Regions from separate parts of the Homo sapiens genome. Here region 2 is linked to region 1. The links are chromatin loops, found by intact Hi-C in ENCODE. Cell type or tissue: PC-3. All regions are shown on one strand.

Region 1 (2,500 bases):
CGTGAAACTTACTGTAAAATTGAAGTGGTTTGGATGAAGTCTATAAAAGTGCCTATTTCATTACAACTAGAGCAATCCTAGGTACTGGCATTAAACAATCTTCTGTAATATTTTCTTATATATATATTTTTAGAGACAGAGTCTCCCTCTGTCACCCAGACGGTAGTGCAGTGGCAATCATAGCTCACTGCAGCCTTGACCTCCTGGGCTCAAGCAATCCTCCCACCTCAGCTCCCAAGTAGCTCAGACCACAGATGCACACCACCACACTCGGCTAATTGTATTATGTTTTCTAGAGATGGGGACCTCCCTATGTTTCCCAGGCTGGTCTTGAACTTTTGAGCTCAAGCAACCCACCCGCCTTGGCCTCCCAAACTGTTGTGATTACAGGCATGAGCCACCGCACTCAGCCTTTGCTAATATTGATAGGACTCAAATCGATGCATTTACAGTAGAAATTCTCTTAACCAATTTCCACTTAACCTGTTATTGGATTAACCGCACTCACCATTTCCTCAATAAAGAACTGATGCCCTGTCAGGCTGAGTAACTATAACCAGTTGGCCACTCTGTGCATTTCTACTTCCTCAGATGAGTTACTTGTCAAGTCGATTGTGTCTACTGCCAATGTGCTCAATCCAATCATCCTTGTAATTTTAAATATATAATTTAATTAAATATTATATAAGGCAATAAAATATGAGTTCATGTAAAAAGAAAATGAGTTTATGTAAAATATGAGTTTTTGTAAAACAAAGTTATATAAAAGAAGAACACTCAAAGGCAAATACCTAAAATAAATTCCTGAATTAGAGGCAGGAAAAAAGCATCTGTAAATAAGGAGGAAAGCATAAAATTAGGAATTCTGTACTCAGATTTCTTTATAAATGCTTTAAATTCACACTCTAAGGAAACTTGAATTGGAAATCTTAGACCAGTGGTTCTCAACAGAGCAGTACTGACCCCTAGGGGTTACTTCGGAGACTTGTGGGACATTTTTGGTTGGGTTTCACTATTGGTATTTAGTGGATGGTGAGCAGGGATGTTAGACATCCTGTAATGACCTGTATAACTTTGGAAAGTCCCACTGAGTATTCATATAGGTAAAAAGCCTACTTTTCCCCTCAAGGAGATGGAGCATAACTCCCCCCAGCCAGTGTGGGCTTTACATAATGAGTTTCTTCCTCATCACTACCACTGCCAGGTGATTAAGGTTAACATAGTAAGATCAGGGACATGTCATGTTGATAGTATGTCCCCTTGATGTGACAAGAGCACTTTGTCTCTGTGGTATTCCTCCAAAAAACAATAATCCCAGTTTTATCATGACAAAAAAAATCAGAAGATCCCAATTGAAAAACGTTTTGCAAAATACCTAGTGAGTACTCCTCAAAGCTGTCAAAGTCATCAAAAACAAGGAAAGTCTGAAAAACTGTCACAGTCTGGAGTAGCCTAAGGATACATGGTGACTAAATGGAATGTGGTTTCCTGAATGTCACCTGTAAGGAAACAGCAGGTAAAAATGAAGGAAATTGGAATAAGTATGGACTTCAGTTAATAATATCAATATAGTTTCATTAATTGTGATAAATGTCCCACACTAATGTAAGATTTTTAAAATAGGGGAAACTAGGTATGTGGTGTATGTGAATTCTGCACTATCTTTGCAACATTTCTGCAAATCTAAAACTATTCTAAATTTTAAAAAAGAATTAAAGCCTGCTTTTTATTATCTGAACTTACAACTTGTATCTTACTTATTTGCATTTATAATTTTAATATTTGCTAGGGAAAAAACTATTCTATAAACAAAAAAGTTACTCTTTTATTCGAAACTTTAGCAAGAATTGATCACCATTTTGGGAAATATTTCCAACATAACATCATGTTTTTGAGTCATCAGTAAAATGCACCTGTTATGAATATGTATTTAAATTTGTAAAATTATAGCTCTTCATGAATCATAAATTCAGTCTTTATTTAAAATATCAAAGAGTGTCAACAATACTCTGATGTTTTCTTCTTCCATATGTAAGGGCAAGCACCTGACTACTCCATTGTCTTCTAGTCTATGTGGGCACTGACATACTAAAATGCACAATTTTATTGCAACCTGATTATATTTCTCCTTCATATTACCATAAAGGTATTGACTGATGTTTCTTCATGTCGTGCCAATAAGTAGGTTATATCATGTGAATGTCATTTCAGGATAGTGGATGTGATAGATATTATGTTACAATGTTATTATAAACAGGGTCAGCTAAGTCTAATATGATTGAGAACCACAATCTCAGACCTAAGCTCTGAGGGCAAGAAATGTTTCATTTCTTACAGTACTCTGCACCTAATATCTAATTCTCAATATCTAATTTGACTCTGGGTGCGGTTTCTGTTTACACCTACCCAGAAGCCCCTATTTGCTCCTCCATTCTGGCAGTCTCAATTCTGATTCACTGTCCACCCTCATGCAGCCAGCTTGGGTAAATACGATCCATCT
Region 2 (2,500 bases), 160 kb before region 1:
GGAGTGCAGTGGCGCGATCTCGGCTCACTTTACGCTCCGCCTCCTAGGTTCACGCCATTCTCCTACCTCAGCCTCCCGAGTAGCTGGGACTATAGGCACCCGCCACCACACCCCCCTAATTTTTTGTATTTTTAGTAGAGACGGGGTTTCACTGTGTTAGCCAGGATTGTCTCGATCTCCTGACCTTGTGATCCACCTGTCTCGGCCTCCCAAAGTGCTGGGATTACAGGCGTGAGCCACCGCACCCGGCCATGTCTCCCAAATCTTTAGCCCAGATCCTGCTTCCATGCTTCAGACAATTTGCTCAAATATCTAGTTGACAACTCTATTTAGATGTCTTTTTGCCACTACCAACTCAATATATTTAAAGTGACTTTATCACCTTCCTCTGTCAAATTTGCCTTTTCTTGTGTTCCCATCTTAGTGAATGGTACCTCCATCCCTCCCATGACCCCAGGCTAAGAACCCAGTCTTTGTTACTTCATGTCCCTCAACCCCTCCCCCAAATAGACACATTTATTTTTAACCAAGTTCAGTGTGTTCTACAAATGAAGTTATTTCTGGAATTTGTCCACTTCTCTTCATTCCCCCGCCACTGGCACTTCTTACCTAGACTTTTGCAAGTCTACAAATTCTCTTCATATTTCTCTCAAAGCCATTTTTCACAGAGCAGCAGGAGCGATTATATGAAAGCATAATAAATCTTATCACATCACCCCACTACTTAAAACTCATCAATGGCTCCAAATGTCTACAGGATAAAATTCAAATTTCTTGGCCCAGCAGACAAAGCCCTGAATGATTTGGACTCTGCTTGCTTCTCCAGTCTCCCCTCTCACTGCTGCTTGCCTCCGCTTCTATGTTCCACCCACAAAAAACTACCAACTTCCCATGCTCTTTCTTCTTGCAGTCCATACATGTTATTCCCCCAAATCCAAGACAGGCTTTTGCCTTACATTCTGTATTCATACCCTCCCCACCCCTCCATCAACCGTAACCTTCTAAGACTAAGCTAGGCAATCCTCTTCTGTGCTCATAAACTATCCCAGAGCCCTACTTCAGAGAACTGTAATTTCCTATTAACTTGTCAGTAATCTTACCTACCCACCTTAGAACCAGTGAGTCAGAATCTCCAGGACAGGGACTCTAGCATCTGTATTTTTTAAACACTTACTTGTATAGCTAATGCACAGCCAGCACTGAGGGACAACTGTTTTACTTCCCTGAAGACAAGAAGTGTGATGTTTACTGTTGTAACCCAATACCCAGCATAGTGCTGACACATGGAGGTTACTCAATAGGGGGAAGGGGGAAATGATTATACATTTAAAATAATCCTCAAGAACAAGTTTGGATGTTCTTCTGCACAAGGGTAAAAGGACATATTACCAGGAGTGCAATTTTTAAGAATGAAATTTCTATTTTACTTTCAGTGTTAAGTTTTTCTTTGCTACTGCTAAACAATGTTCTCTTTGCATCAACTATAAGTAAAGAATGGCAGCTAAGATATGTTAGTCCTAAAAAGTTCAGTACAAATCAGCTGTCACATCTATAATTCTGCATATTTTGCCTTCTTGACCTTATAAATACTGGCTGGAAAGGCACAGGTCACAGAAAAACATCAGCTATTTGAGCATCTGTACTTTCTCAAAACGCAGTGAGAACTCCTGAAATAAAGCACTGAAGTGGGTTAAAATGGTTCTGAACCTTTTAGAGACAAAAATAACTACACAATACTTTAGTAGCAAGCATGTATAAAATATAAAAAAAAGGCATAGAATTAACACTTCCGAAAAGAAAAATCTAATAAAACTGAACTCAGGGAAGAGGCACTGCACAAAACAGGGAAGAAACATCTTTATATTTCCCTCATTGCCCTGAACACAGCAGCCTCAGTATATATTTGTTGAATGAATGCTTGATAAATGATAAATAAACACAGTTCTGAAGGGATTACTCATATTTTCCTATCCTGATCAAAGAGCTGGCTACCCCCAGCTTCATGTTTCATCAAAAAAATATTTATCAAGTGTCTAAAGCTACCTGGTAATGTGCTAGTACACAGCATACCAAAAGAACCACAAGAGCTGGCTTTTGCATTTCAAAGATTACTATGCAAATCCTACAGTTGGCTTTGTCTCCCAGCACTAGCACCACCAAAAAACACACAAACTCCACAGTCTAGCCACATTCCCTAAACACGCCATGTTCTTTCATGATGCCATCAGTTTTCACATACTGTCATGCTTAACAACTGGGATACATTCTGAGAAATGCAATTTCATCATGGCGTGAACATCATAGAGTATACTTACACGAACTGGATGCCATAGCCTACTATACACCAAGGCTAGATGGTATAGCCTATTGCTCCTAGGCTACAAACCAGCACAGCATGTAACTGAACTGAAGACTGTAGGTAACTGTAATACAATGGTATCTGTATATCTAAACACAGAAAAGGAGAGTAAAAATATAATTAGCACTTACCATGAACAGA

What was found. A loop is a pair of places that touch in the nucleus more often than their neighbours do. Peaks named below come from ENCODE experiments on the same cell type or tissue, not always from the same donor. Only the 100,000 strongest peaks of a DNase experiment are listed, where the experiment ranks them.
Region 2: a loop joins it to region 1, with 5 times the contacts of the local background. A loop is called at or near these places in 5 of 110 quality-filtered maps.

Annotation. Positions count from the first base shown.
Region 1 is chr6:38,671,088-38,673,587 of GRCh38, forward strand. No RefSeq gene overlaps it. Among named protein-coding and RNA genes, the nearest start is that of GLO1, 31 kb to the right of the region's middle. In PC-3, CTCF peaks have their summits at 949 (motif pointing left) and 1,149; a DNase peak (open chromatin) is centred at 974.
Region 2 is chr6:38,507,882-38,510,381 of GRCh38, forward strand. All of the region lies in intron 6 of BTBD9 (BTB domain containing 9), which reads right to left. Among named protein-coding and RNA genes, the nearest start is that of BTBD9-AS1, 28 kb to the left of the region's middle. In PC-3, no CTCF peak of the experiment used is centred here; DNase peaks (open chromatin) are centred at 1,210 and 2,010; H3K27ac peaks cover 1,619 bases.